3 separate regions of the Homo sapiens genome follow, and all the other regions are linked to region 3. Evidence: read pairs that join two places in POLR2A ChIA-PET (ENCODE). Cell type or tissue: HepG2. All regions are shown on one strand.

Region 1 (4,000 bases), 520 kb before region 3:
GTGTCTGGTTAAGGAAACAGAATGTGGACACATTAAAAACACATACACCTGTAAAATGACCTCAGAATGTTGACATTGCGGTGTGGAAATAAATACACATGAATATAATGCTAGTTCTTATGGCATATCCTGGGTATGCCAAGTTAAAGGGTAGTCAGCCAACTGGTGCTAATTGGAATACACCAGCTGTGCTGAGTTTGTGTAACATGGGAAAGTATAGTTGTGCCCTTGTTCTCTAAAAACTTCTAAGCCATTGTAGGACAGTTAAACAGACATGGGTGGCAAAAATATATGATGGGTAATGGTAATCTCCATGACCAATCATAGCATCAGCTGGTCATTTTTAGAGAATGCTTGAGAAAGGAAGAAGGGGATGGTGAGTTGGACAACAATCCAGCTGGCCCTGCCTAGACCCAGGAAATTACCCTATTTTTCCAGAACTTGTGCTATAAATTCTATGATTAAGCTGCATCGTGCATTGAAGCAGGTTTTCATGGGGTCATCTCGGAACTTGGCCACCATTTATATATATTTTTTTATGTTTAGAGACAGGGTGTCACTCTGTCACTCCTGCTGGAATGCAGTGGTGTGATCATAGCTCACTGCAGCCTCCAATTCCTGGGCCCAAGCCATCCTCCTGCCTCAGCCTCCCAAGTAGCTAAGACTATAGGGCACACCACTATGCCTGGCTCATTTTAAAATTTTTTGTAGAGTTGGGGTCTTGTTTTGTTGCCCAGGCTTGGTCTTGAACCACTGATCTCAAGAAGTCCTTTTGCCGCAGCCTCCCAAAGCACTGGGATTACAGGTGTGAGAGCCACTGTGCCCAGCCATCATGTCCCTTTTTTTTTTTTTGAGATGGAGTCTTGCCCTGTCACCAGGCTGGAGTGCAGTGGCCTGATCTCAGCTCACTACAACCTCCGCCTCCCGGGTTCAAGCGATTCTCCTCCCTCAGCCTCCTGAGTAGCTGGGACTACAGGTGCACACAACCATGCCCAGCTAACTTTTGTATTTTTAGTAGAGATGGGGTTTCACCATGTTGGCCAGGATGGTCTCGATCTTGACCTCGTGATCTGCCCTCCTTGGCCTCCCAAAGTGCTAGGATTACAGACGTGAGCCACTGCGTCCGGCCCATGTCCCATTTTTAATGTAGTGACTATACAAGTAATTTGGCTGGAAATAGTATGGGATCACATATTCATTCCTCCATTTATTCCACCAATCACTGGGTGCCTGCTGTCTGCAGACCTTGCAGATGGAGCAGTGAAGAAGATAATAGTGCTTTGCCTTTATGGAGTATACTGTACAATCTACTTTGGAGTTGAGCAATATAATTAGAAAGAATTATAAACAAATAGGGTCCTGGAGTACCATGCAGAACCTGGTCTAGATGTAGTGGTCAGGGAGGTCTCTCAGGAGGTAACATTCAGGCTAATGCTGTATTAAATGGTGCTGGTGAATGGGGCAGGGAAGAGTGAGCCAAGGAGGGAGAAAACAGCCTTGCTAACATTGTGGGGTATGAAGAGGCCTGGTGTGTTCAAGGAGCTGGAAGAAGTCTAGCAAGACTAGGACAGAAGGGAGAATGGTTGGTGCTAATACAAGAGAGACAGGCTGAGACCAGCCCTTGCCAGGTCTCATAGGCAGTAGTGAGCCTTGGGACTTTAGTCTTAAGTACATGAGAAGCCACCAAAGAATTTCATGCAAGGGCATGAGGTAATCTGATTTAAATTTTAAAACGATCACTGTAGCTCCTATGTGGTGAATCGATTATAAGGGAGCAATAGCAAGAGGCATGAGGAGACTGATGTAGGGGTTTGTTGCAGTGGTCCAGGTTCAAAATAGCGTGGCCTGGACTAGTGATCTCAAAAAAATGAATGGGCAAACCTACTCTTTCATAAGTGCAAGGCTGCCTGTAAGGAAGAAAATTCTTATGCTTTTAAGCAATGAAAGCGTCAGATGTAGCTTAACACACCTGTGTGTTGCTCAGCCCTTAGAGCTGTGTCACTGCCATTTCTCCACAGCTAGCATTGGGCCATCTTAACGTGAATCATTCACTGCCCCTGTTTCAGGAACCTTAGCCTCTTTTGTGGCCTCAGATAAGAAAGAGATAAGAAACACATAATAGAATAGTGTTCTGTAGATCAGAAGGGACCTTTGCATCCTGAGACTGAGGTACATGAAGGCCGCCCCTGAGCATATAGCGAATTGCTAATATTTATTGGGGGTGTACTGAGAGTGTTTGTTTATGTTCATTAACTCATTTATGGTCTCAATCCTCACAATTCCTGGCACCTGTCTTCATTTCACAGAGAAGCTTGAGACTTACAAGAGGTTAAGTTACTTGCCTGTAGTTAAACATTAACCTCACAGCCCCATATCTGCAATTCCAAACACCCAGAGCTCTGGAAACCACAATTTGATTGATCCCTTTTCTTTTAAGATTGGTGCAGATTTATTTGGCAGAAAAACCTGATGAAGCTTTTAAAAATCATTTTTGTTCGGCTGGGCACGGTGACTCATGCCTTTAATCCCGGCACTGTGGGAGGCTGAGGCAGGCGGATCACAAGGTCAGGAGTTCAAGACCAGCCTGGCCAATATGGTGAAATCCTGTCTTTACTAAAAATACAAAAATTAGCCGGGTGTGGTGGCATGCGCCTGTAGTTCCAGCTACTCAGGAGGCTGAGGCAGGAGAATCGCTTGAACCCGGTAGGCGGAGTTTGCAGTGAGTCGAGATTGTGCCACTACACTCCAGCCTGGGCAACAGAGCAAGACTCCGTCTCAAAAAAAAAAATTTTTTGTTCATCTCATTTGGTGTGAATATTCATAGATATTGCCACAGAAATATTAATGTGTTTAATTATGGATTACTGCCTTGGACCCTACTGGAAGTGGTCTGTAATATTCAGTATATTCAGTTTTGCCTTTTTAAAATGTAAAGACTTCTGAATTTTAAAGCTGGAACCTGACCCTAAGGATGCCAGATAAAGGATTATGGAGCTGAAGTAAGTGCCAAAGGTTGGGTTCAGACCCCAGGCTTTCTGGCTTCAACACTGTGTACATAACTTTTATACTAGAGAGAGCATAGGTGAGGTTAGGCTCTGCTCTTTGTCCTTTGAGTGACACAAGTACACTGACTCTGAGCCATCGCCAGACAGAGACATTTCTTGCAAGTTATAGTCAAATAGCTTTGATCGTTCCCCAAATTCTTGCAGCTCTCATACTGCCCCGCAATGTGGATGTAGCCCACTGCATGGTACTCCACCCGGAAATCCTCCATGCTCCAGTGCCTCTTCTTACTTTTACGCCAGACTTCCTGTTCCTGAGTAGATCAGTGTCAGATGGGTGTTAGGAAGAAAGTAATCTAGCTGAAGTAATTTAGGCTCATCAAGGTGTGAACAAACTTCTTAATATTCATACAGCCGTCTGCATTTTTAAAAGAGCATTTGTTTACCGGGCTACTCTCTCTCTAATTGGAGACAGGTTGGTTGGGCACTTCAACTAATAGATTAAAAAAGAAAGAAAATCTAAGCCGCGTAAGAGAAAATACCTAAATCACCCCATAGACGGGTTTGCTGAATCTGGTGGACTGCCTGCCTTCATCTCTCACTTTTCTTCCAAACTGTTCTTTCTTTTTCTAGCTTTTCTTCCTTCTTCCCTGCCCAGCATATAAGTTCTCAGAATCTCCATACATATCCCTCTCCCTTGTGTGGGATAGTAAGGCTAGATTAGTTGCGATAGGTTAGGCTGTGATTTGATAACAAATAGTCCCTACATCCCAGTGGTTTAAAAGACAAAAATTAATTTTTCTCATGTTACATGGCCATCGGGATTTGCAGAGGCAGGTCTCCTGTGCCACACCATCCTCACCTAGGGACCCGGGATGACGGGGTGCCACCATCTGGAGGGTGGTTAGTTGCTTTAATGAAGGAAAGGGGAGTTAATGAAGGGCTCTTAAGGGGTCCACGTGGAAGTAGGCACACACCCCCTCTGCTCGTGTTTCTTT
Region 2 (4,000 bases), 56 kb after region 3:
GACAAACTATTCTCACATTTTATAAAACCAAGCCTCCTAAAGATCAATACTGGCCAATGTTCTCTCAATCTAGCTGTGGCTAGCGTATGTATCTGAAAGTAAATTAAACACTTCCTTAAGAACAGTTGATATTTGCTCTTGCAAATTGGTCTAAACCAGAGAGATTTCATGGTAATCAGCTGCTAATGAAAACAACCAGTCTGCTACTGCTAGCCTTTGTTTTTCACTAATAATATCAAATTAAAAAAATATTTAATTTAGAATAGTCTTAAGTAAAAAAGCAAAATTGTATATCAAGAAAGTTTGGTTATTTTATTGATGACATTAGGGATCTCTTCAAATTTCTGTGAGGACATCAACTAAAAGGTTTCTAAAAACACACAACACTTCTAAGAATAAGTATGAGTGAGAAAGAAATTGTATGTATGTAAATGGGACCGTGGATTTAAAGTTTACCAAGTTTGTTGAAAGATTGACAAAATCTGCATAATCCTTGTTGATGAGTTCGACCATGGCTGTTTTAAGAAGTTTATAGTAGAGCTCCAGGTCATCTCTCAGTTCTTCCAGCTGGACCCGCTTCCTACAGTCAGACACAAAATGATCGACATCGAAATCTTCCTGAAAAATAAAACCAGAGAAGAAAAAATTATAGCAATGATATCACAGTGACATATACAAATGAAATGGAAGAAAGAGTAAGAAAGCCCATTCCCGTCATTTACAAGGCCATGCTGCTGCAGGAAGAAAGTATCTTGGCTTATACATGACAGTATGAAGGTGTTTGTCCGCTTTATAAAGGTGCCAAGAAGGGTGGCCCCTGACTGAGAACATCCTCTTCTGTTGCCTAAAATTCTAAAAGTGAACTTCTTTTTCAAAACAACACAATTCAATCAGGTTCTTCTCAAAACAGAAACGTTTCCCCTTAATTTTAAAGTAACAAATGTTCAATGTAAAACTTTCAAACAACAAAGAATTATATTAAAAATATCCATCAGAGTAAAAAAAAAATCACTGAAATTCTCATGCTGTAGAGATAAGCACTATTAATCTATTAATTTTTTTCTCTACCTAACATTGTGATTCACATCCTTCCAGATGTTTTTCTATGTGTCACATGCACACACAGAATCTTAATATTCATGCTGTTATGTAAACTGCTTTTCCCCATATAACAATACAACTTGGATGTCTTTTCATAATCCATGTAAATTTGCACTCATGTTTTATATGGATGTTGAGTATTCTATTGAACAAGATGTTCAGGAGCTTGCGGAGTGCACTGCAGCTCAGCAAGGCCGCTGTGGCCAGACTACCAGATTTCTCCTCTCTGGGCAGGGCATCTCTGAAAAAAAAGGCAGCAGCCCCAGTCAGGGTCTTATAGATAAAACCCCCATCCCCGTGGGACAGAGCACCTGGGGGAAGGGATGGCTGCGGGTGCAGCTTCAGCAGACTTAAACGTCACTGCTTGATGGCTCTAGAGAGAGCAGCGGACCTCCTAGCACAGTGTATGAGCTCTGGTAAGGGTCAGACTGCCTCCTCAAGTGGGTCCCTGACCCCCGTGTATCCTGACTGGGAGACACCTCCCAGTATGGGCTGAGAGACACTTCACACAGGAGAGCTCTGGCTGGCATCTGGCAGGTGCCCCTCTGGGACGAAGCTTCCAGAGGAAAGAACAGGCAGCAATCTTTGCTGTTCTGCAGCCTCCACTGATGAAATCCAGGCAAACAGGGTCTGGAGTGGACCTCCAACAAATTCCAGCAGACCTGCAGCAGAGGGGCCTGACTGTCAGAAAGAAAACTAACAAACAGAAAGGAATAGCATGTCCACTCAAAGACTCCATCCAAAGGTCACCAACATCAAAGACCAAAGGTAGATTAATCCACAAAGATGGGGAGAAACCAGCACAAAAATGCTGAAAATTCCAAAAACCAGAAGGCCTCTTCACCTCCAAAGGATCACAACTCCTCACCAGCAAGGGAACAAAACTGGACGGAGAATGAGTTTGACAAATTGACAGAAGCAGGCTTTGGAAGGTGGGTAATAACAAACTCCTCCAAGCTAAACGAGCATGTTCTAACCCAATGTAAGGAAGCTAAGAACCTTGAAAAAAGGTTAGATGAATTGCTAACTAGAATAACCAGTTTGGAGAAGAATATAAATGACCTGACGGAGCTGAAAAACACAGCATGAGAACTTCGTGGAGCACACACAAGTATCAATAGCCGAATCAATCAAGCGGAAGAAAGGATATCAGAGACTGAAGACCAACTTAATGAAATGAAGTGAGAAGACAAGATTAGAGAAAAAAGAATAAAAAGGAAAGAACAAAGCTTCAAGAAATATGGGACTAGATGAAAAGACCAAATCTGCGTTCGACTGGTGTACCCGAAAGTGACGGGGAAAATGGAACCAAGTTCGAAAACACTATTCAGAATGTTATCCGGGAGAACTTCCCCAACCTAGCAAGACAGGTCAACATTCAAATTCAGGAAACATAGAAAACACCACAAAGATGCTCCTCGAGAAGAGCAACCCCAAGACACATAATCATCAGATTCACCAAGGCTAAAATGAAGGAAAAAATGTTAAAGGCAGACAGAGAGAAAGGTCAGGTTACCCACAAAGGGAAGCCCATCAGAATAACAGTGGATCTCTCAGCAGAAACCCTACAAGCCAGAAGAGACTGGGGGCCAATATTAAATATTCTTTAAGAAAACAATTTTCAACCCAGAATTTCATATCCAGCCAAACTAAGCTTCATAAGCAAAGGAGAAATAAAGTCCTTTACAGACAGGCAAATGCTGAGAGATTTTGTCACCACCAAGTCTGCCTTACAAGAGCTCCTGAAGGAAGCACTAAACGTAGAAAGGAAAAACTAGTCAGCCACTTCAAAAACATTGCAAATTGTAAAGACCATTGACACTATGAAGAAACTGCATCAACTAACAGGCAAAATGACCACCTAGCATCATAAGGATAGGGTCAAATTCCACATAACAATATTAACCTTAAGTGTAAACAGACTAAATGCCCCAGTTAAAAGACCCAGACTGGCAAATTGGATAGAGTCAAGACCCATCAGTGTGCTGTATTTAGGAGACCCATCTCACGTGCAAAGACACACATAGGCTCAAAATAAAGGGATGGAGGAATATTTACCAAGCAAATGGAAAGCAAAAAGAAGCAGGAGTTGCAATCCTAATCTCTGATAACACAGACTTTAAACCAACAAAGATCAAAACAAAGAAGGGCATTACATAATGGTAAAGGGATCAATGCAACAAGAGCTAATTATCCTAAATATATATGCACCCAATACAGGAGCACCCAGATCCATAAAGCAAGTTCTTAGAGACCTACAAAGAGACTTAGACTCCCACACAATAATAGTGGGAGATTTGAACACCCCACTGTCAATATTAGACAGATCAACAAGACAGAAAATTAACAAGGATATTCAGGACTTGAACTCAGTTCTGGACCAAGAGGACCTAATAGACATCTACAGAACTCTCCACCCCAAATCAACAGAATATACATTCTTCTCAGCACTGCATCGCACTTATTCTAAAATTGGCCACATAATTGGAAGTAAAACATTCCTCAGCAAATGCAAAAGAATGAAAATCATAATAAACAGACTCGCAAACCACAGTGCAATCAAATTAGAACTCAGGATTAAGAAACCGAACAACCTGCTCCTGAATGACTACTGGGTAAATAATGAAATGAAGGCAGAAATAAAGATGTTCTTTGAAACCAATGAGAACGAAGACACAACGTACCAGAATCTCCGGGACACATGTAAAGGAGTGTGTAGAGGGAACTTTATAGCACTAAATGCCCACAAGTGAAAGGAGGAAAGATCTAAAACTGACACCCTAACATCAAAATTAAAAGAACTGGAGAAGCAACAGCAGACAAATTCAAAAGCTAGCAGAAGACGAGAAATAACTAAGATCAGAGCAGAACTGAAGGAGATAGAGACACGAAAAACCCT
Region 3 (4,000 bases):
CATAAGAAACTTCCACTGATGGAATGAACACAGAAGGTGCCTACTGGGAAGAAAACTGGCCTGAATCTGAGCTGGGTCAAATGTCTGCAGTCAGTTTGAATGGCTGCTCCTTATGGGAATAATTTACATTCTCAATAAAATTCTCTAGCAATTTTCTGATTGATTTTAATGAGCTTTAAAGCCTTACGTAGAAGATCCCCCAGCTGATAGTCAGCCTTGGGCATGGATTAAGGGCTTTTAACCAATCTTGCAACAAGTTTAAGCAGATATTCTTTATTGGGTCCAATCTAACCAAAATTATTTTCTTATGTTCTCCCCAGTAACGTGTCATTATTAAGAGAAGTTTGGCTTGCTTAGAGGCCAAATTTAGAGGGTCCTGAAATTTTATTTTCTTTTACACCACTTTCCAGCATGTTACCTGATCAGTTGTTTATTATCTTTGCTGTTGAATGGAGTGATCATTCCAAGGGCCCGAGGCAGGAGGCCCAGGCACAGTGGAAACTCTCCCAAAGACCAGGATCTTTGTTTTGTTCCCTGACATATGCTGAGCACCAGGAATAGTGAGTGAATGAAACAAATTGTGAGGCTTTAAAGAGCCGAAATATTTAAACACTGGGCACAAGGTTGTTGCTTAATCAGTGCTAGATCCTTACCTCCCCCTTGTGTCCAGGTGGACTTGTTACTGCAGTTAAACCACTTGCTGATCCTCAAACAACTAGTTAGTGGCACAGCCAGGCCTAGGACCCCAGTCTCTACTGTTCCAACTAACCCATTCGCAGGCAGGAGCACTTTGAATGGTCTCTTATTTTAAAAAAATTAAATTAAAATTGTCTATTTATTTAGAGACAGAGTCTTACTCTGTAGCCCAGGCTCGAGTGCAGTGGTGCAATCATAGCTCACTGTAACCTCCATCTCCTGGCCTCAAAAAGTGTTTGAATTACAGATGCGAGGCACTGTACCTGGCCCGAATGTTCTGTTCAGACAAAGCCACCTCTAAGTCGCTGTGGGGCCCCAGACAAGTGATTTTTGAGGAGTCCCTATCTATAGGAACAAAGTAATTAAAAAAATGTATTTCAGAATTTACAGGCCCATGTGAGATATGATTTTTTTAAATGAAGATTTAGAGTAATGGGTAAAAAAGAGGTATTTGTGTGTTTGTTGATTGTTCAGTCAGTGAATGTACAGCTTCTGCCTCATATCCAGGCACCATCTCTTCCTGCTCTTTGTTGTTAAATGTTCCATTCCTGGGTAATTTCATGTCTGCCATCGTGGATATGCCGTGGCTCCTTGAACCTGCTTGTGTTGAAGCAGGATCTTCCTTCCTGTCCCTTCAGTGCCCTAATACCATGTATTTAAGGCTGGACACATCACCACTCCCAACCTGCCTCACCCACTGCGTCACTTGTGATCACTGGCTTCTGGCGACTCTCACCAAGGTCTCTGTCATGCCCTGTTATAATGACTACAAAAGCAAGTCTTACCTATAGGAAAATAAGAATTATAACCCTTTTACTGGTCATGTGAAACTTACCATTTGCAATTTGTACAGCATAAACACAGAACAGCACATCTTTCAATGCCTGCATCCTGAAGGCATTTTGTTTGTGTCTTTCAATCTGGCTGTGCTATTGTTGGTGTTTAACAGTCTCCCCAGCTACACTGGAAACTTCCAGAAGGCACTTTTCACTTGCTTGTGTGTTTTCCCCAGTGTCTATTAGAGGCCTTTGCACAGGGTAGGCTCTTTGGAGCAGCTGAAGGTCACACATCCCATGAGCGGGCAGCAGGGTCAGAAGTGGCCCCCGTGTTGCCTAAGCAAGACTCTCCCCTGCCCTCTGCCCTCTGCACCTCCGGCCTGCATGTCCCTGTGGCCTCTTGGGGGTACATCTCCCGGGGCTGGGTCAGAAGGCCTGGGTGGTTGGCCTCAGGCTGTCACACACCTAGGGAGATGCTCCCGTTTCTGGGAACCTTGGCCCCGACTCCTGCAAACTTCGGTAAATGTGTAACTCGACCCTGCACCGGCTCACTCTGTTCAGCAGTGAAACTCTGCATCGATCACTAAGACTTCCTGGAAGAGGTCCCAGCGTGAGTGTCGCTTCTGGCATCTGTCCTTCTGGCCAGCCTGTGGTCTGGCCAAGTGATGTAACCCTCCTCTCCAGCCTGTGCACAGGCAGCCTGGGAACAGCTCCATCCCCACCCCTCAGCTATAAATAGGGCATCGTGACCCGGCCGGGGGAAGAAGCTGCCGTTGTTCTGGGTACTACAGCAGAAGGTAAGCCGGGGGCCCCCTCAGCTCCTTCTCGGTCTTGTCTCTCTCAGATGTAACTGAGCTGTGGGCTAGGAGGAAAAGGCCGGGAGGAGGCACGGTGATGACTGAAAAACCTCTCCCCTCTCATAAGACCAGTCATCCGGACGCGGGCTTTCCCCCACTCGGTGCCCACCTGGGGTCTTACAGGAGGAGCTGCTCCTCCTCAGCAATAGGACAAGATGGTCAGGTCTTCCTGCTTCCGCTGAGAAAAGTTAGGGTCCTCAGGAACGGAGCAGACTGGTACAGGAACAGAGTCATCATGGCCAAGAGTCCACCGGGTCCTCTTGCCATCAGGAGGAATAGCAGGGCTTGTGCAGGAATTGGGGCTGGAGGGAAGGGCCGGGCTCGGTCAGTCTCCAGCTGGGATCCCCAGAGTGGTCACCCTACCCCTCCCTCGAGACAGACTGCCTGACTGTGTGTCATCAGGCTGGTCACCATCTCCCTGAACCTCGATTTGCTCACCTATAAAATGGAACTAATAACGATGCCTGGGCTCCCTGTCTCAGGGGCTCTGGTATAGCTGAAGAGAACTAATATAACATGAAAGTGCTTTCTAAGCTTTGGGATAAGCTAAAAGGCAGATTCCAATTTTATTCGAGGGCAGCGTAGATTGGTGCTTCAGCTCGTGGATGACAGAGTCAGGGGGCCTGGTTCTGAGTCCTAGTTCTGTCTCTTCCCAGCTGTGTGACGTTGAACAAGTCACTGGACCTCTCTGTTCCTCTGCAAAACAGCATGAACCAATTCATTAACTACTTCTCCAGGATGCAGTAGGTCCCAGGGACTATCCTAGGAATGTGGGCTGTATTAGTAAACACAACAGCGGGAACCCTGTTCCGGGGCTCACATTCACATCAGAGCAAACAGACAAAGACGCTGGACAGAATAAGTGCATAACTACATGGTACAGAGGGTTATAAGGAGGGAAAAGGGGAGCTGGATGAGAGAGTTGAGAGTGCCCGGTGTGGTGGGGAAAGCTGCAGGGTGAAATACTGCATCAGGGAAACCTCAGGGAAGGTGAGGACTATGGTGAGGTCAGAGGGGTTGATATGAGAACAGTGCCCTGCAAATGGCAGGCACCACAGGAGCATGAGCCGTCATCTTCACCTTTAGCATTCAGCCCGGGAGAAGTAGGGAGACATAGAAGGGGCAGGTGCTGGCCAAGAGGCAGGGGCAGGAGAGGAGAAGGCGGAGGGGCACTCAGGGCGAGGGTGTCAGGCCCGCCACCCCAGAGCACCATTACTCCCAGGACGCGGCTGCGTGCAGACCTGGAACCAGCCTAGGGAGCAGCCGCAGATCACAACTGAGAACAAACGACAGTCTCTGCCTCAAAAATGGCCCATGGAATTGCGTCTCTGGAGACGCTGCCTGAGCAGGAGCAGCACAGTGAGCGGGCTGCATCGACCAGCGCCATCCAAACCCCGAACAGTTGGCGCTTGTCAGGCAGGACTTCCCAGCAGTCGGTTCCCACAGGTTTCCCCTGTTGACCTGATTTGATGTGACTGTCTAGATTAGGTGTGAACTGGTGGCTTAGGCTTCTCTGCACAGAAAGGCCTGCAAGCAGCAGAGAGAGTTTTCTGTTCCATTTTTCCATGTCATGTGGCTCTTCCTGAGAACAGCGGATGGAGTCAAATGCATGGGGAGTGGGGTGAGATGGTAGCTGAGGTCAGAATTTGGCATTTGAATGACTGAAGCAGA

The links. ChIA-PET counts read pairs that join two places held together with the same protein. Peaks named below come from ENCODE experiments on the same cell type or tissue, not always from the same donor. Only the 100,000 strongest peaks of a DNase experiment are listed, where the experiment ranks them.
Region 1: POLR2A ChIA-PET joins it to region 3 with 6 read pairs; 1 of 35 experiments calls an interaction of 5 or more read pairs at or near these places.
Region 2: POLR2A ChIA-PET joins it to region 3 with 6 read pairs; 2 of 35 experiments call an interaction of 5 or more read pairs at or near these places.

The regions. Positions count from the first base shown.
Region 1 is chr1:231,232,348-231,236,347 of GRCh38, reverse strand. The region is part of intron 2 of FSAF1 (40S small subunit processome assembly factor 1); the gene reads left to right. Among named protein-coding and RNA genes, the nearest start is that of FSAF1, 6.8 kb to the left of the region's middle. In HepG2, no CTCF peak of the experiment used is centred here; DNase peaks (open chromatin) are centred at 17, 2,197 and 3,077.
Region 2 is chr1:230,656,082-230,660,081 of GRCh38, reverse strand. COG2 (component of oligomeric golgi complex 2) reads right to left here. Exons shown (of 18, transcript NM_007357.3): 2 at 457-618. Among named protein-coding and RNA genes, the nearest start is that of COG2, 16 kb to the right of the region's middle. In HepG2, no CTCF peak of the experiment used is centred here; a DNase peak (open chromatin) is centred at 1,751.
Region 3 is chr1:230,712,355-230,716,354 of GRCh38, reverse strand. AGT (angiotensinogen) reads left to right here and starts at 2,233. Exons shown (of 5, transcript NM_001384479.1): 1 at 2,233-2,269. In HepG2, a CTCF peak has its summit at 650 (motif pointing left); DNase peaks (open chromatin) are centred at 644 and 2,034; H3K4me3 peaks cover 2,933 bases; H3K27me3 peaks cover 246 bases.